Linked DNA regions of Homo sapiens: region 2 is linked to region 1. Evidence: chromatin loops called from intact Hi-C (ENCODE). Cell type or tissue: heart left ventricle. All regions are shown on one strand. Each heading gives the region's core, and the rest is flanking DNA. Links, peaks and the distances in the headings are about the cores only. Region 1 overlaps NDRG3 (NDRG family member 3). Region 2 overlaps SLA2 (Src like adaptor 2).

The links. Hi-C counts contacts between places; a loop is a spot of excess contacts. Peaks named below come from ENCODE experiments on the same cell type or tissue, not always from the same donor. Only the 100,000 strongest peaks of a DNase experiment are listed, where the experiment ranks them.
Region 2: it touches region 1 in a loop (5-fold over the local background); 2 of 110 quality-filtered maps call a loop at or near these places.

Annotation. Positions count from the first base shown.
Region 1 is chr20:36,680,347-36,690,298 of GRCh38, forward strand. It overlaps NDRG3 (NDRG family member 3), which reads right to left. Exons shown (of 16, transcript NM_032013.4): 4 at 8,333-8,438; 5 at 7,146-7,266; 6 at 4,067-4,129; 7 at 2,172-2,232; 8 at 470-556. Among named protein-coding and RNA genes, the nearest start is that of SLA2, 39 kb to the left of the region's middle. In heart left ventricle, for the core only: no CTCF peak of the experiment used is centred there; no DNase peak of the experiment used is centred there.
Region 2 is chr20:36,625,485-36,635,436 of GRCh38, forward strand. It overlaps SLA2 (Src like adaptor 2), which reads right to left. Exons shown (of 8, transcript NM_032214.4): 3 at 9,006-9,105; 4 at 8,059-8,145; 5 at 7,111-7,214. Among named protein-coding and RNA genes, the nearest start is that of SLA2, 16 kb to the right of the region's middle. RefSeq lists enhancers at 4,753-4,862, 7,542-8,043. In heart left ventricle, for the core only: no CTCF peak of the experiment used is centred there; a DNase peak (open chromatin) is centred at 4,684.

The DNA of each region.
Region 1 (9,952 bases), core at 1,821-6,820:
CATGGTGGTGGGCACCTGTAATCCCAGCCACTCGGGAGGCTGAGGCAGAGAATTGCTTGAACCGGGAGGTGGAGGTTGCAGTGAGCCAAGATCATGCCACTGCACTCCAGCCTGGGCAACAGAGTGAGACTCCATCTCAAAAAAAAAAAAAAAATACAGTTTCTATGATTCCAATTTAACAGATAAAACTGTTTAAAAACAGATAAAACTTATCTCTGGTAACAACAGTCAGAACAGGTAATTTCTGGGAAGGAGAGGAAGTATCAATTAGGAAAAGATACAACGGAATCCCCTAGTGAGCTGGGAATATTCTATATCTTGATTGGATGGTGATTTTATATGTAAACATTCTTCAAGCTATATACTTAACATTTTTACCCTTAACTGTATATATACCTCAATGAAAAACTGGTAAGCTGTTTTGAGATGGGCCAAGATAAGCCGATGGACACCTTCATGTGGTACTTACTTTGGAAGCTGCCCAGTCAATCCAGCCTTTAGCGCAAGGGTCAACATTAATGAGCACAAGGCCTTCCACAAGCTCTGGATGGTTGAGCTGAAAGATGAGGCAAAGACAATAGTATGAAAGCTACACTCCCACAGTTCTTCTAAACAGTTGGAACATGGTTGATCAATTCTTACTTACATGCCTTAATGCCTCACATTTGAAAGTAAGACTACAAAGAGGGAGAACATGTGGAAAAATAGCTCTTGAAATCTGACTTAGCATATGGAAACCAGTTTCTGGTTTTGCTATCAAATTACTTATTTTACTATCAAATTATCTTGTCTTGCAAAGATCTATATGCAGTTGTTCAATTCATGGTGGATCTTCCTCATTGGGAAAGTGCGCTTGGCACAAGCAGCTGCTCCATGCTCATATATCTTTGTTCTCAACAGAGGCTTCTGAAGTTTTTTTTTCTGAAACCATCTGAACAGTCTGTATCATCCTCAGAAGACTCTCCTATCACTGAGGACGTATTAAAAAAAAATAATGATAATAATGTCTGGCCGGGCACGGTGGCTCACGCCTGTAATCTCCGCACTTTGGGAGGCTGAGGAGGGTGGATCACGAGGTCAGGAGTTAGAGACCAGCCTGACCAACATGGCGAAACCCCATGTCTACTAAAAATGCAAAAATTAGCTGGGTGTGGTAGTGGGCGCCTGTAATCCCAGCTACTCAGGAGGCTGAGGCAGGAGAATCACTTAAACCCAGGAGGCGGAGGTTGCAGTGAGCCGAGATTGCACCACTGCACTCCAGCCTGGGCGACACAGCAAGACTTCATCTCAAAAAAAAAAAAAAAAAAAATTTATAATAGGAGCTCTAGCTCTCTAGCTTATTTAATTTAATTTAATTTAATTTTCTTTTTGAGACAGAGTTTCGCTCTTGTTGCCCAGGCTGGTGCAGTGATGCTATCTCGGCTCACTACAATCTCGGCCTCTAGGATTCATGCAATTCTCCTGCCTCAGCCTCCTGAGTAGCTGGGATTACAGGCACCTACCACCACGCCCAGCTAATTTTTGTATTTTTAGTGGAGACGGGGTTTCACCATGTTGGCCAGGCTGGTCTCGAACTCCTGACCTCAGGTGATCCACCCGTGTCGGCCTCCCAAAGTGCTAGGATCACAGGCGTGAGCCACCGTGCCTGGTCCCTGGCTTACTTTTTTTCTCTGACTACAGTGATTATATTCACGATAGAAAATTTGATAAGCAGAGAAATTATAAAAAGCAGAAAATAAAAATTTCACATTATCTTACCACATATCAATCCATTAATATTTTTTGGTACATTTTCTTCCAGTCCTTTCCTATGGCTATGACAAACTTTATGTCAATCTATATTCTAACTTTTTGGTTAACATTATAATGTATGCAAACCATGTATCATTATAAAGCTTTTCGTAAACTTAATTTTAATGGCCGCACAAAATTCCATTATAAGCAGCATCTAGGACTTGCTTTTTATTGATGATGTACTGTCCCCATTTGTGATTTTTCAGGTATTGTTAAGTACAAAGCTAGGCTTTATACAACCTGTATCTAAAGCTGACAGAAGTTACAGAAAAACTGACATAAGGCCCAGAATACTGCCTGGTCATTTAACACAGCAGTAATAGCTGTGACCCAGGCACTGCCTCAAGGATGTTGAGGCTAATCCTCTACATACTTACTGCAAATCTGCTGAGGATGTAAGCTCCAGCTCCAACTCCAATTCCAATGATGCTTTTCAGGCTGTGAATGGGACATAACGACAACTGACAGAGTCAACTTCATTTGCAGGCAGCATTGCATAATTGAAAGCATACAACCTGGGTTGAAATCCTGGCTCTGATATTTATTAGATGTGAGAATTTGGGCAAGTGTTTTTTTTCTTTCCCCTAACTTTCTGAGCCTCAGTTCCTTATTTATAAAACAAGGATCTCAGCTGGGCGCAGTGGCTTACGCCTGTAATCTTAGCACTTTGGGAGGCCGAGGCAGGCGGATCACGAGGTCGGCGGATCACGAGGTCAGCAGATCAAGACCATCCTGGCCAACATGGTGAAACCCCGTCTCTACTAAAATACAAAAAATTAGCCGGGCATGGTGGCGTGCGCCTGTTAAAAAAAAAAACAAAGGCTGGGCACGGTGGCTCACGCCTGTAATCCCAGCACTTTGGGAGGCCGAGGCGAGCGGATCACGAAGTCAGGAGATCGAGACCATCCTGGCTAACACGGTGAAACCCCGTCTCTACTAAAAATACAAAAAAAATTAACCAGACATGGTGGCGGGCACCTGTAGTCCCAGCTGCTCGGGAGGCTGAGGCAGGAGAATGGCATGAACCCGGGAGGTGGAGCTTGCAGTGAGCCGAGAATGCGCCACTGCACTCCAGCCTAGGTGACAGAGTGAGACTCTGTCTCAAAAAAAACAAAAAACAAAACCAAAAAAAACAAGGATCCCACCAACTACTTTCAAGTTGGTTTTAATGGTTAAATAAAATATAACTGAGACCGGGGGCAGTGGCTCACGCCTATGATCCCAGGACTTTGAGAGGCCAAGGCAGGTGGATCATTGAAGGTGAGGAGTTCGAGGTCAGCCTGGCCAACATCATGAAACCCCGTCTCTACTAAAAATACAAAAAAAATTAGCCAGGCATGGTGGCCTGTGCCTGTAATCCCAGCTAAATGGGAAGCTGAGGCAGGAAAATCGTTTGAACCCAGGAGGCAGAGGCTGCAGTGAGCTGCGATCGCACCACTACACTCTAGCCTGGGTGATGGAGTGAAACTCCATCTCAAAACAAATAAATAAATAAATAAATATATGTATATATATGTATATATACATATATATATACACACACATATATGTACACACACACACACACACACACATATAAAAATATATATAACTGAAACCTGGGAGTTATCCTTGGTAGCTGTCAGTATCCAACCCATCAGCAAGTCAGTGGAGTCTATCTCCAGAATATATCCATCTACCTACTACTATCTACTTCAATCATCCCCCAACAGCAGCATCCAGTACCATGCTATCATTATCTCTTGCCTGGACTATTGTTAATAGTTTAACTGTTCTCCCTGCTTTCTCTCTCTGATTCTTCTCCAAACCATTCTCTTCTCAGTGAGATGAACGTTTTTAAAAAAATTTAAACAGCTTTATTTTTATTTTTTAGATACAGGGTGTCTCACTGTTACTCAGGCTGGAGTGCAGGGGTGGGATCACAACTCACTGTAGCCTTGAACTGCTGTTGTTAAGTGATCTTCCTGCCACTTGGCCCAGCTCAAGGTAGATTTTTAAATCTTCTAGGTCTCAGCGTGTGTGCCACCTTCCTAGAGAGGAATTCCCTAACTTGCCTTACTAATGTAGATCCCACCCTTATTCTCTATCACAACACCCCCACTGACTTATTTTATAGAACTTTATTATTTGTTTGCTTACTTGTTACCCCACTAAGCTCTAGGAGGACAGTGATAATATTTTTCCTAACCATCATATCCTCTGAAACAGACACTAAATAATTCACCATAGAAAGTCAATAAAAACTGCATGAAAGACTGCAGAATGAACCTACCTTAGGTGGGTAAGAACAGGAGGCAGCATTTCAGCCAGCTCATCCATTGTGGGGTACTGATACCTGCAATCCAGAAGGATATCTCCTGAATTAGAAAGCACTCACAATTCCCAGTTGCTAGAACAGCTGGAAAGGTCCAGAAGTCTTAGATAAAAGGCTGAGCGCAGTAGCTCATGCCTATAATCCCAGCACTTTGGGACACCGAGGTGGGCAGATCACCTGAGGTTGGGAGTTCGAGACCAGCCTGACCAACATGGAGAAACCTCATCTCTACTAAAAATACAAAATTAGCTGGGTGTGGTAGCACATGCCTGTAATCCCAGAAACTTGGGAGGCTGAGGCAGGAGAATTGCTTGAACCTGAGAGGCGGAGGCTGCCGTGAGCGGAGATCATGCCATTGCACTCCAGCCTGGGCAACAAGAGCAAAACTCCGCCTCAAAAAAAAAAAAAAATCTTAGATAAAAGCATTTCCTTTTACCAAAGGCTCAAAGGAGGTGATGTGGTACCCTGAAAATGATTGTGGCATATTGTGTAACTCTCTACAACTGCCATGCTAAGGAGAAAGTAAAATAATCCACGGTTTCTATATCCTAACAAGCAGCCCTTGGGACCAGAGGGTGCCACATGAAAAGAACTAGTAACATGGTTCTCTCTTAGGGTATTTCCAAACCTCTAACAATCTCTTCAGTTGGAGTCCAGGCTCAGTAAACCTCCGGCAGTAAGAGTCAACTCAGAAAGGGGGTCTTGGTCTACTGCTATATTTAGGCAACTAAATGCAAAAATAAAGCTTTTCTAGGTATGGGCACACAGTTACAAACCCTTAGCATGAATGCTTATTTGTTTCACTTAGGCATAGAATAACATAGTTATTTTTAAAATTTTATTATTATTATTATTATTATTATTAATTTTTTAAGAGACATGGTCTCACTCTGTCACCCAGGCTGGAGTGCAGTAGTGAAATCATAGCTCACTGTAACCTTGAACTCCTGGGCTCAAGCTATCCTCCTGCCTCAGGCTTCTGAGTAGCTGGGACTACAGGCGCATGCCACCATGCCTGGCTAATTTTTCAATTTTTTGTAGAGATGGAGTCTCGCTATGTTGCCAGGGCTGGTCTTGAATTCCTGGCCTCAGGTGATCCTCCTACCTCAGCCTAACAAAGTGCTAGAACTACAGGTGTGAGCCACTGTGTCTGGCATGGTTATTTTATTGTATTTGAATTTGGTTCATAATATGAACCATCTGATCCTAAGATGTTCGAGCAGGCCCAGGAACAGACCCAGATCAGAATTCCTAGAAAAGTAGTAAGCATCCGACTGGGAGCGTTGGCTCACGCCTGTAATCCCAACACTTTCAGAGGCTGAGGCAACCAGATTGCTCAAGCCCAGGAGTTCGAGACCAGCCTGAGCAACAGGGCAAAACCCTGTCTCTACAGAAAATAACAATAATTAGCCAGGCGTGTTGGCACACACTTGTAGTCCCAGCTAGTAGGGAGGCTGAGATGGGAGGATCACTTGAGCCCAGGAGGTTGAGGCTGCAGTAAGCCATGATCACGCCACTGTACTCCAGCCTGGGAAACAAAGCACTATCCTATCTCAAGAAAGAAAGAAAAAGTATTACAGAATTGGAGATGGAATTGATCCTAAGATGACCACTTATATATGAGGCAGGATCTGTTCTACATCTGACAGGGAAGTCAGCCTGCCTCTGCCTGAACACTTAAGGGGATGGTGTGCTGTGGAACCATTTGTCCACAAAATAGAAAAAAGGAACTGGATACAAATCTTGTTGGATATAAACTGACCACTGGCCAATTTGCATTTTAGAGTCAGATTCTGGCACCAGACTGTCTGGGTTCAAATCTTAGCTCTGCCACTTATTTGTTATGTAATGTTAGCCATGTTACTTAATTTTTCTGGGCCTCAGTTTCCTCACTTATAAAATGGGAATAATAGTAAACTTATCCCATAGGGTTGTGAGGAGTAAATGAGTTAACAAATGTAAAGCATTTAAAGCAGGGTCTGGAACACGGTTTGAGTACTATTTAAATATTAGCTATTATTTGTCTGCAATTGTCTATTTCCCAGCAGTCACTGGCCAAAGGCAGCTCTGGAGATGAGTGAAAGGATAGGGGAAGAATTAGCATTCCACAGAGTGTGTGCTCACTCCTCCTAAGGTCTTCTCAATAAGCACCCGTCCAGGGAACAAACAGGTAGGGAGCCTATGACTCTGCCCTGCGAAGCAGATGTAGGAGGAAGCTGAGAGTGCCAAAGCCAATCAATCACCCCACACCTCTATCTGCCAGGACAGCCTCTCAGAATAAACAGTTACACAGATAGTCAAATTTCCATTACTAGTTTGAGAGCTAAGGATGGGGAGATGCTCCCAGGAAAGCTCAGAGAGATCTGAATTTGGGCCTAAGTAGTTGGGAGTTTTGAGGAAGGACACAAAAATGACAGGTTTTTTTGTTTGTTTGTTTTCTTTCTGGGGACAGGGTCTTGCTCAGTCATCCAGGCACTGCAGCCTCAATCCCCTGGGCTCAAGTGATCCTCCCACAACAGCCTCCCAAGCAGACACGACCACAGGTGAACACCACCATGCCTGGCTGGCTAATTTTTCAATTTTTTGTAGAGACAAGGTATTCCTATGTTATCCAGGCTGGTCTTGAACCCCGGGGCTCAAGCAATCCTACTGCCTTTGCCTCCCAAAGTGCTAGGATTATAGGTGTGAGTCACCACGTCTCGCTAAAAAATGACAGCTTTCAAACAGATAAGGAAGGGAAAGATAAAGACAGTGAGGAGTAGATGTTCCAGACACTTATGCCTTGAGATTACAGGAAAGCAGGCACCTGCTATGGAGAGCCATTCCTGGATATGGGAAAACACACAGTTTCCCCCAAAAAACTGTACATAACAGTCCTCTCAGCCCAAGGAGAGAAAATATGAGGATGGTTGGTCAATAAGCATAACCTATAGACGGTAATAAAATCAAAGGGAAGCACACACCACTTCTCCCACTGGAGCTCAGCCAGTTGCTCTACTGAGTGCACGTCTCCCAGATGATCTTTTCGTGGCCTTACCCTGTTGGGAAAGAGGGTGCACCTTCCTGCTGGCCTGGGGCATCCACATGACAGACAGCAAAGTGCTGGGTGATCTCTTGCATATCCTCAAAGTTAAAGAATGCATTGAAACAGGATTTATCTATAAGAATAAAAATACCCATAAGTCACAGGCTCTCCATATCGCCCCAATTTTCCTCTACTCAGTCAATGCCTATTATCACCTTCTTTCCCTGCTTTTTAACCACCATTCCACCAAAGTGAGGTGTCTGAACAATCTGTCTGATTCAAGCTGCCCTAAAGGCTGAATATAAGACATCTCATATTGAGATACATATTGAAAACAATTCTTAATTCTAAATAATGTCTGCAAAGTAGAAATTACTTTGTTAATATTTGGTGGTTTCCGATTATTGCACAAAATAATCTTACACCCATAATGCTGTCATTTCTCATGGACATTATTCCTCTATCTCACAAACAGACACTGATTATACCCCAAGAGCACAGGTGGCGTGAATGTCCTGAGCTGTTCACATTCACCACACGGGAGTTTGTCTCTTGGCAAAATTGCCAGAGTGAAGGGAGGGGCTGCTGCTTCCACTTCTACCCTCTTTGTATACCTGCTTAAATCACTTCTCATGCCAAGGCAGCTACAAAAGCTTTAACACTCAACTGTGGCCTCAAATGCAGGGCATCTATGAAAGCCAGAGCAGCATGAAAGAAAACACATGTATGCAGACTCTGTGTGTCTATGGCTGGGGCCAGAATCTTACACTACCATCTAGAAAAGTCCACTTAAAGTCACTGGTGACAGGCTCTAGCAAGAATTCTTACTAATTCATTGAAGAGCTCACAACAAAGTTAAGTTCCAACTCTGAATTTTCTAACCTGAAACATATTTAAAAAAAAAAAACAGAGTACAGGCTTGAAAACATGGATTTCAGTTCTACTTTCTTAGCAGTGCATTGTATAATCTGCAATCCTTTAGCAGACATGAAGGCGAGATGTGATTCCAGTATCCCCAGAATACATTCCCCTGCACACTTCCCAGGAACTTTATACCATTAACGAATGTAGGAACAAGGAGGGAAAGTTACCACAGAGAGGGGGAAACCTCTGCTCTATTAGAATATTGTTGTTGTTTGGTTTTTAACATACAAAGATCAAGTATGATAAGAAGGGAAGGTGTAAAATAAAATACATACGGTTGAGGCCAATGTCATGATATGTTAGTATAACTGGTCTGTTTCCTTTGGGTAAGCCTCTTATAGTGACGTGGACCACACCATGAGTTGTTTCTATATCATGTTCCTGTAACAAGAGAATGTAAGTTCTCAGAAAAAGCAGAATGAACTTCCCAGGTTGCCAAAGTTTCACAATACCTGCTTTACCACCGTTTCCCACGAGCTGGGGCAGGACACATTAATAAATTACATGTGGCTGGGCGTGGTGGTTCACGCCTGTAATCCCAGCACTTTGGGAGGCCTAGGTGGTCGGATCACTTGAGGTCAGGACTTTGAGGATCAGCCTGGCCAACATGATGAAACCCTGTCTTTACTAAAAATAAAAAATCAGCCAGGCATGGTGGCACACGCACATAATCCCAGCTACTCAGGAGGCTAAGGCTGGAGAATCACTTGAACCTGGGAGGCAGAGATTACAGTGAGCTGAGATCGTGCTACTGCATTCTAGCCTGGTGACAGAGCAAGACTTCGTCTCAAAAAATAAAATAAAATAAAATAAATGCATACCAGAGAGATGCTAGAGTATACATAATATTCCTACTTTCCAATTCTTCCAGAAAAATAAATAGGGAGCAAAACACACCTTGTTATCTCCAAAGCTCACTTACGAGCCCAGGGATCTGTTGAGAATACATTTGCAATTGGCTATGGAAAGGAAATCAGCAAATTGGGTAAGGAGCCAGGTAAGACTTGTGGGGAAAAAAGGAAATGGAAGATATGAAGAAGTTGCTGGGTAAAAAATCAGAGGTTTTGGAGCTTCTGAACACATGTTCAGATAATTTATAATTAATTTCAGTAGATAATTTCACCAGACACCTATGGGTGTATCTGCCTAGGATCCCTTCTTTCCTGGGAGCTGTCCTTCTGTGTCATCCACACGTTACAGGGGTGGATCTTGGCTACCATGTTTGTGGAACATAAACTTACGGCCATAGCTTACTGGAGTCAGGGAGGCATCTGGCCCAGGCTGGGTCAGCACCTTTCCCTTGGAACTAAGAGATTTTTTTTTTTTTTTTTTTTTGAGACAGAGTCTCGCTCCGTCACCCAGGCTGGAGTGCAGTGGCGCGATCTCGGCTCACTGCAAGCTCCGCCTCCTGGGTTCACGCCATTCTCCTGGCTCAGCCTCCCAAGTAGCTGGGACTACAGGCACCTGCCACCACGCCCAGCTAATTTTTTGTATTTTTAGTAGAGACGGGGTTTCACTGTGTTAGCCAGGATGGTCTCGATCTCCTGACCTCATGATCCACCCACCTCCGCCTCCCAAAGTGCTGAGATTACAGACGTGAGCCACCGCGCCCAGCCTGTAATTGGAACTAAGAGATTCTAACTTCAGCTTGGCTCTCCTCTTGAAAAGAGGAATCAACTTGGGAGATTTTAGTAGGCATTTCCACTACTCTAATTTCTGGTGCTAGCTGTGTATACTTCTAAGTTCTAAGACATCCCTGGACTGCCTCTGGTTTAAGCTATATTGGGTGAGTTTGTACCCTCTACTCCTAAAAGATCTTAACCAAGCCAATCAGTTAAAGATGTAGCCAGAGCAAAGCTCAGGAACCAAATAGAGCAGACAAAAGATGCACCGAG
Region 2 (9,952 bases), core at 2,684-7,683, 54 kb before region 1:
AAGTGCTGGGATTACAGGCATGAGCCACTGTGCCCGGCCATGATTTTGTTTTAGGAAATAAATTTAGCCAGCTGTGGTGGCTCATGCCTGTAATCCCAGCACTTGGGAAGTCTAAGGCGGGAGGATGGCTTGAGCCCAGGAGTTCGAGACCAGCCTGGGCAATAGAGTGAGATCCTGTCTCTACAAAAATTTAAAAGTTAGGCATGGTGGTGCACGCCTGTAGTTCCAGCTACTCAAGAAGCTGAGGTGGGAGGATCACTTGAGCCCACAAGTTCAAGACTGCAGTGAACCATGATTGTGCCACTGCACTCCAGCCTGGGCAATAGAGTGAGATCCTGTCAAAAAAAAAAAAAAAAAAAGCTGGGTGTGGTGGCTCATGCCTATAAACCCAGCACTTTGGAAGGCCAAGGTGGGCAGATCACCTGAGGTCAGAAGTTCAAGACTAGCCTGGGCAACATGGCCAAACCCTGTTTCTACTCAAAATACAAAAATTACCTGGGCCAGACATGGTGGGTCACGCCTGTAATCTGAGCACTTTGGGAGGCCAAGGTGGGTGGATCACTTGAGGTCAGGAGTTCAAGACCAGCCAGGGCAACATGGCAAAACCCTGACTTTAAAAAAAAATACAGCTGGGCGCAGTGGCTCATGCCTGTAATCCCAGTACTTTACGATGCCAAGGTGGGTAGATCACAAGGTCAAGAGATCAAGACCATCCTGGCCAACATGGTGAAACCCTGTCTCTACTAAAAATACAAAAATTAGCTGGGCGTGGTGGCACGCACCTGTAATCCTAGCTACTCGGGAGGCTGAGGCAGGAGAATTGCTTGAACCCAGGAGGCATAGGTTGCAATGAGCCGAGATTGTGCCACTGCACTCCAGCCCAATGACAGAACGAGACTCCGTCTAAAAAAAAAAAAACACACACAAAAATTCGCAGGGCGTGGAAGCATTCACCTGTAGTCCCAGCTACTCAGGAGGCTGAGGTGGGAGAATCGCTTGGGCCTGGGAGGTGGAGGTTGCAGTGAGCCGAGATAGTGCCACCGCACTCCAGCTTGGGTGACCCTGTCTTAAAAAAAAAAAAGTCTGGGCGCGGTGGCTCATGCCTGTAATCCCAGCACTTTGGGAGGCCCAGACGGGCAGATCACAAGGTCAGGAGATCGAGACCATCCTGGCTAACATGGTGAAACCCCATCTCTACTAATACAAAAAATTAGCCGGGTGTGGTGGCAGCCGCCTGTGGTCCCAGCTACTCGGGAGGCTGAGGCAGGAGAATGGCGTGAAACCGGGAGGCAGAGCTTGCAGTGAGCCGAGATCCCGCCAACTGCATTCCAGCCTGGGCGACAGCAAGACTCCATCTCAAAAAAAAAAAAAAAAAGAGGAAAAGAAAAGAGATAAACCTATTATAGCTACAGAAGAGGTATTTTCAAGATGCTATGGGAGTTGAGAACAAAAATTGACATAGTATGGGAAGGCGATAGCCTGGGTAGGTGATAGTCTGGGAAGGCGATAGTCTGGGTAGGTGGTAGTCTGGGAAAGTCCCACTGGAAAGAATGGCGAAGGATGAGTGTGAGCTTGCCGTGAGGAGAAGCGGAGGGCAGGCTTTCCAGATGGAGGGAGGGGTATGTGTAAGGATGCAGCGGTAGAAAGAACAAGGTGTTTACAGAGTGGCTGGTGGGCAGAGGGTCCAGAGGGAACAGTGGAAGCTGTGGCTGGACGCGGAGCCTAGAGGAGGACCCACCAGAAAGAAAGGCCAAGTATAAGGTCCTAATTTCAGAAAGCTCCAGCAGGCTTAGGCAACATCACCTCCGGGACCTCTGGGGTCAGGTATTCCAGTGATGATGCTGGGAGTGAGGGATGAGGGATCAGATAAGGAGCTGCATGTGAGAAGTGGGCCTAGCAGGACCCTCCTGAACCTTCTCTGCTGAGGCCTCTAAGAAGCTTTAGGGATTGAATGTTGCACCCTCCACTGTCTGCACCCTGAGGACAAAAGCCATGACTTAGCAGGCCTGACTCGGAGGAGATGCTCAGTAAGTGTTTCCCAACTGACAGTGGACAGAGGTGAGCCCTGCAGGGGCAGGAACCACGTCTTGCTCATCAATCTCCCTTATAGTGCCTGACACAGAACAGATATACAGCAGGACAGCGCAGAGGGGCTGCTGCTGGGGCCTGTCCCTAACCCTGTGCTGACCTCTGCACAATCCTGTGACCTCCACAAAGCTTCTAGGCCCCCTTCACGGAGCAAGATTTGGGGCCTGACTAGAGCCTGGCCATGGCTGTCCCGAGGCCTATCATATAGCCAGGTATGCCAGAAGGACTTGGGAAGATGGGGTCTTCCTGCTCCGGACTCTGATTAGTGTTCCTGGTAGCTCAGGGCCCCAGGCCTTCCTCCTTGGTCCACATGCAGGCTTGAAGCTCGTGTGGAATCAGTGCCTTTGGGCCAATGAAAAGCTGATCCTGGCATCACTCACTCACTTGGTCAATGGCTAATTCCCATTATATACGACAAGAGCATAATGTAAAGTACATTGTCTCTTATTACTTCATTCTGGGTTCCCTAGATTGGAACTCTGTTTTCAAACTCAAGAGAACAATAGAACCATCCAGAGAGCCTGTCCAAGAAGCAGATTTCTGACCTCTGCCCCCAAAAGTCTGATTCAGTTAGGTCTGCGGTAGGGCCTACAAGTCTACAGTGTCAACAAGTTCCCCTGATGAGTCCTGTACACTCAAGTCTGAGAACCACTGTTCTATGACGTCACTTGGGCCCCTAGAGTCACTGTGGTGTCAAACCACAGTATAAAAGTTTACACTGTGACGCAGGACACACCTTATACAAAATCTGAAACAAAAGTTTTATGACGCAATGTTTACCCCAACCATGGTCATGTTCTCTGCTCAATTTCACTACAAACACGCACTGGTCCAGACGCACTAAATTAGTGGGTTCCGACCCTGGCTACCCATCAGAATCACCTGGGCAGCTTTTACAGTGTGCAGGCCACATCCCTGACCAGTGAGATCAGAAACCCTGGAGGTGGGGTACAGGCATCAGTGTTGATTTATTGAATTTATTTATTTATTTGAGACAGGGTCTTGGTCTGTCACCCAGGCTGGAGTCCAGTGGTGTGATCATAGCTCACTGCAGCATCGACTTCTTGGGCTTAAGTGATCCTCCTGCCTCAGCCTCCCAAGTAGCTTAGACAACACGCACATGCCACCACACCTAGCTAACTTAAAAAAAAATTTTTTTTTTTTAAGAGATGGGGGTCTCCCTTTGTTGCCCAGACTGGTTTTGAACTCCTGGACTCAAGTGATCCTCCTGCCTTGGCCTCACAATGTGCTGGGATTACAGGTGTGAGACACTGCACCTGGCCCCTAAACTGATTTCTTGACCCACAAATCAACCATGACCCGCAGGAAAATTTTACCTTTCCTGGAAAATTGGCAAATTTCTTCTTTCTTTTCTCCTCCCCCAACTAACATTTTTCATCTTCCTCTTTGATAACAATAGCTGCATCCTGATCCATCTCCTTTTGGAATTGACTATGGGGACCTGGAGACCTTAGTCCCGGTAATTATGAGGATTTTTTTTTTTTTTTTGAGACATAGTCTCGCTTTGTCACCCAGGCTGGAGTGCAGTGGTGCGATCTCGTCTCACTGCAACCTCCACCTCCAGGTTCAAGCAATTCTCTAGCCTTAGCCTCCTGAGTAGCTGGGATTACAGGCACCTGCCACCATGCCCGGCTAATTTTTTTGTATTTTTAGTACAGATGGGGTTTCGCCATGTTGGCCAAGCTGGTCTCAAACTCCTGACCTCAGGTGAGGCCTTATGTGGATCTTATGAGTCTTTAAAGATCTTCATGGATCCCGCTGGGCGCGGTGGCTCATGCCTGTATCCTAGCACTTTGGGAGGCCAAGGTGGGCGGATTATCTGAGGGTCAGGAGTTTGAGACCAGCCTGGCCAACATGGCAAAACCCCGTTTCTACTAAAAATACAAAAAAAAAAAAATAGTCCGGTGCAGTGCCTTACTCCTGTAATCCCAGCACTTTGGGAGGCCGAGGTGGGTGGATCATCTGAGGTCAGGAGTTTGAGATCAGCCTGGCCAACATGATGAAACCCTGTCTCTACTAAAAACACAAAAATTAGTTGGGCATGGTGGCATGTGCCTGTCATCCCAGCTACTCAGGAGGTTGAAGCAGGAGACTCGCTTGAACCCAGGACGTGGAGGTTGCAGTGAACCGAGATCGCACCACTGCACTCCAGCATAGGCAACAGAGTGAGACTCTGTCTCAAAAAAGTATAATAATTATCCCGGTGTGGTAGCACTCGCCTGTAATCCCAGCTACCAGGGAGGCTGAGGCATGACAATCACTTGAACCCAGGAGGCAGAGGCTGCACTGAGCCAAAATGTGCCACTTCACGCCAGCCTGGGCGACACAGTGAGACTCTGTCTCAAAAAAAAAAAAAAAGTCTCCATACGGCTTTCTCTTCTCACTCACAGAGTTTTCTCTTTGCATCTGTGTCTTTTTAGGTAAGGGGCAGAGTGGCCATAAGGGCCAGCCACTATATTCTTGGGGCTGACCCAGGCCAGAGAATGGGCCAGGGGAGGGGAGCTGAGCACTGAGCACTTCCTGTGGCTTCTGAAGCTCCAGGGGACAGTCTGCAGTGGGGCCCTGCTCCACTCCGCAACGCTGCTGTGGTTTCCTGTTTGCAGCTGCTGTGCTGGGCTGGCCTCCCCAGCCCCTCTACCAGCCTATGGATGTATGTGAGGTGGGGGTGCTGATGCTGCCTAGAAAATAGCAGGAGGGGCCTCAGAGAGGTCAACCCAAGAACGCCCAAGGGCAGGAGAGGAGAGACAAAGAAGCTGGAAAGGGTCCTGGGAGGGAGACTGAGGCAGAGAACGAAGGGTCCCGACAGCCTATCACAGTTGGTTCATATCAAGGCGGGCGCCAGGAGGTCTGTCCATTCCTGATACCTCCTTCCCTGGTCTGTTGCTATGCTTGCAGTGCCAACATTACTGCCCCACGTGGGCCTTTCTTGGGGGCCTGGAGTGAGAGGAGGTGTGGCTGGGTTTGAATCCTGGCTCTGCACTTACTAGCTGTGTTTCCCCAGGCAAATTATTTCTCTTCCCTAAGCCTCAGTTTTTCCATCTGTAAAATGAAGACAATGGAAGTACAATCCCCATACATTGTTTTAAGTCACTTAAAGGGCTTAACATAAACGTGGGGGCTGCTGCTCCTTCAACATCCCTCTTTGCCTCTGCCTTAAAGGACTCAGGGGCAGCAGCTCAGAGGGAGGCAGGGTCATCAAAGAGACAATCAACTTTGTGTTTTGATTGCAAAAGACCCTGCACCTGGGGTGGGAGAAGCCCCACATGAATGTGCATGTGGCCCGTTCCTACTCCTCTTTGGTCCAGTTTTTCAGTCTGTACAGTGGAGCGAGGAGGATCCATGAGATGACTTCCAGTGGGTTTCTAGCTCTGACTGGCTACTGACCCAAGAGATCCTGTCACCATTTTAATGTTTTGCCAAGAGATCAGAATCATGTTGTGTCTTGGGGAAGGAGGAATCACCTCCTAGTCAACGCAGAGAAATTCTGTGACTATACTCTATTAAAAATCCTAGTTGCCAATGTGTTGGCTGAGCCTAGATCCCTACTGTGGGCCATTCACATTCACTTTTATTTTTTGAAATGGAGTCTGGCTCTGTTGCCCAGGCTGGAGTGCAGTGGTGCAATCATGGCTCACTGCACCCTGGAACTCCTGGACTTAAGTGATCCTCCCACTTCAGCCTCCGAAGTAGCTCGGACTACAGGGATGCACCACCATGCCTCACTACATTTTAAATTTTTTTGTAGAGAAGTGGTCTCATTATGTTGGCTAGGCTGGTCTCAAATTTCTGGGCACAAGTGATTCTCCCACCTCAGCCTCCCAAAGTGCTGGGATTACAGGTGTGAGCCACAGTGCCCGGCCTGTATTATTTTTAGAAATGCAGATTTTTGCTCTATTGCTGATAGGCTCTCATGGCAGCAACATGGCAGATGACAGCCAGACTGCTAGACACCAAGGCTAGGAACTCCAGCCCTTCACATTTGGCCTTCTGCCCCACCCTCAAGTCATATCACACTTGGCTCTTGGCATTGGAGGGGCAAGCCCTGGCATCACTGTGGATCTCAAATAGAGGTATGTTTCCCAAACTCTGTGCCATGGAACACTGGCTTCCAGTGACCCAGGAGCTCCCTGAGAGCAGGGACCATGGCCACCTCACTCAGCAGAGATGCCTAAGGCCTGACACATACAGTAGGTCCTGTCCTTCCCTGAAGCCTCCCCACATCATAGGTGCTGGAGAAGCATTTGCTGAATGAATGAACATGGAGTGACTCTGACTGGTGCTGCATGATGAAACACTCCTGTGTCAGAAACACTTGGGAAATGCCCAGTTAGGCAAACGCGACGCCTTAAGAAGTCTTGTGTTAACACGGATTGTGAACCTCTCAGAGAAGGATACGATTTTCGGGGTCCCCTAAACTGACCCCCCATCTCCTCTACTTCTAAGCAGGTGGCCCACAGAACACACTCAGAGAGTCCCTGTAATGCATCCTCTCGTTTCCCCCAAAACACACGCCCAGCACTGTGTCTCTGCTGAGTAGCAACCCCACTGCCTTGGGAGAAAACCAAAGCTTCTCAGCTCGGCATCCAAGGCCTCTGTGCTGGAGCTTGCTCACTTCTAACCTCCTATTGTCCCGAGGTGCAGCCCACTGGCCCACCCCAGCACCACTGTGTCTTGTTGCCTGGGATCCTGTGGGAACATCCCTCAGGATCCCAGGTCCACTCCTCCAGGTCCACTCATGGTCTATTCCTCCATGAAGCCTCCCTTGATTGCTCCAAAGTTAGCTGCCTCTCCTCTGCTTTCATGGCCTGTCTCCATCTCCCCCAGCCTGGGCTCCACATGGTTCATATGGGCAGGACACGGAGCTGGGGCTCAGGAAATCTTGGTTGACTGAGAAGTCAGGCAAAGCCTATTTTCTGGGCCGCACCTGCAGCCATATATCTGTGGGCTCCTTTCTGAGACCTCCACGTAGGGAGGGCCTGGGCTGGCACCGAGCTTACTCACCTCTCCTGGTCTGGCTCTCCCGGATGAGGAAGGCCCCTCCAGGGTTCCCAGGTAACAACAGCAGTTCCTCTGCTTTCTCCCTGCTCAGGCCCTCATACAGCCACCTGGCGGAGCGAAAGAGAGGGACAAGGGACAGGGTCAGCCTGGAGGAAGAGGGAAGCCAAGATTTTACCACCACCGCTGAGTGACCCTCACAAGGCCCTCCCTCTCTGGGCCTCAGAGTTCTATCTGCTCCACGAAGAGCTGGGCTCAGGGTCTCCGAGGTCCATGCCATTTTTGTCCTCCCAGTCCTGGCTCCAGGGCCCTGGGAGGACAAACTCATGGGGACAGCCTCAGCTTTCTCTGCCTGGAGACCTCATTCCCCCAAGTAACCTGGGTTGGTCCCAGCCTCTCTGCTATCCCTGCTCAGTCCCCAAAGCACCCTGATTCTATCCACTCACCTTTCTAAGCCTCAGCTTTCCAAGAGCTGCCCCTCTGTTTTTTTCTTTTTTTACTGAGACAGGCTCCTGCTCTGTGGCCTAGACTAGAGTGCAGTGGCGCAATCACGGCTCACTGCAGCCTTGACCTTCCAGGCTCAGATGATCCTCCCACCTCAGCCTCCCTAGTAGCTGGGACTACAGGTGCGCACCACTGTGCCAGCCCCTCACGCCACATGCTGCCATCTCCTACGTGGACTTTTCAGCATTTTCCACCACGAGATCCTGGCAACCTCCAAAGCCCAGAGCTCCACACCTCCTCTGTGGGCCTTCCCAAGCCCTTCCTCTGGCTCCCACATCTCACAGGCCAACCTGTGCTAGGATGAGCTGTCTGCCCCTCTTGAGGGCAGGACCTGGGTTCGATTCTCCCCCATCCCCAGCTTTGCTCAGCGCAGAGCCGTGCACAAAGGGGAGTTCTTGTGGGAGGAGAAAGCAGGAAGCTCTGCAAGGCGGGCCTGGGGTGGGAACTCACCCATGGGAGACTTTGGCCACGTGGACGCTGGGGATGTTATACTCTCTGCCTGAGACTTCAGACAGCACCGTCCACCAGTCTCCATCCCTGGAGAGAGAAAGGAGTGGGGGCACCTCTTTCAGATGAGCCAAGGCCCCGACAACCACACATTCAGGGCTTGCAAGGACCCTCTCAGGCTGGATCCTGTGGCCACCTGTCCTGCCTGTTTCCCAGGCTTCCCTGCACTAGCCTGTCCAGGTACCTCCTGAGTCAGGGCTGGGGCTGGTGGTAGATGCACAATTCCAGGCTCCCTGCTACAGGGCGCTGCCCACCCACTGCTTCTCCCTGTGGGGGTGTCCAGCCGCCTGAAATTCCACCACAGGGTTTCTGTGAGCGCTTCAGCAAAGGCTTGTGCTTTTCTACCTGGGGGAAGGGCCCCTTCTCCCGGGACAGTATCTCTAATTCCTTCCTTCTTTTATTTTTTTGAGACAGAGTTTTGCTCGTCGCCCAGGCTGGAGTGCAATGGCGTGATCTCAGCTCACTGCAACCTCCTCCTCCCAGGTTCAAGTGATTCTCCTGCCTCAGCCTCCCAAGTAGCTGGGATTACAGGCGTCTGCCACCAAGCCCGGCTAATTTTTGTATTTTTAGTAGAGACGGTTTCACCGTGTTGGCCAGGCTGGTCTCGAATTCCTGACCTCAGGTGATCTGCCCACCTCAGCCTCCCAAAGTGCTGGGATTACAGGTGTGAGCTACCACGCCTGGCCCATTCATTTATTTTAGAGATGACAGGGTCTTGCTGTCACCCAAGCTGGAGTGCACTGGCTTGATCATAGCTCATTGCAGCCTTGAGCTCCCGAGCTCCAGCGATTCTCCCACCTAAGCCTCCCAGACAGCTAGCGCTACAGGCACACACCACCATGCCTGGCTCTATTAGTGCATATTCAGGTATCCAGTGCCCATGGACTTACTCAGAGACGATGGTCAATGGCTCCCCGAGTCTCAGCGACAGCTCGGCCGGGCCACCTGCCGGGAAACTGCCCAGGGCCACGGCTGTGGCCTTGCTTCTCTCTAGATGGAGGGACAGAAATAGTCACCTACTTAGCTAGCCCTGCTCCACGCATGAGGTCTAGTGGAGTCTGGCCTGGGTCTGGCTCCCAGCATCAGCCCTCCACAAGCACCCTGAGGGAGTCCCATCCACTTCCTAAGAGGGCCACCCTGGAATCAAGCTTTTCCAGCAGAACTTTGCAGAGCCCTGACAGTGCCCAGAGAGAGAGAGAGAGAGAGAGAAAGAAAGAAAAAAAAAATAGTGATAGGGTCTTGCTCCATCACCACTGCACGTAGGCTGAGCGACAGGGCAAGATCCTATCTCTAAAAATTAGGCTCAATGCAGCCTTGACCTCCCGGGCTCAAATCCTCCAGCCTCAGCCTCCTGAGTGGCTGGGACTACAGGTGTGCACCACTACACCCGGCTAATTTAAAACAATTTTTTAGTAGAGATGAGGTCTTGCTATGTTGCCCAGGACACGGTGGCCATGAGGCTCAGAATGTGGTGACCATAAGGCCCAATTTCAAGGCTGGGCATCAGGCGGCAAGGGCACCCTCAGCACAGCACCCACGCCCTCAGCCACCCCAGAGGGCAGCCTGCTCAGGCCAACCAGACTCCCTATGACCGCCGAGCCTTGTAGCCTGAAAATCCAGGTTTCAGCAGCTGCTGAAGGCCACTCACTGCACCCTAGCATCCCTCCCTTCTTCCCCCTTGTCCTTTTTCTGTAAGGATTCCTTAGCACATAAACACATTAAGTAGGAGAAGCAGCCAGGGTCAGCAAGAAGGGTCCCTCTGCATCCTAGATGCCCCTGTAGGAAGCAAGGTCTTAGAGGACTCTGGTGTGCCCTTCAGATGGAGCTGGGACCCCAG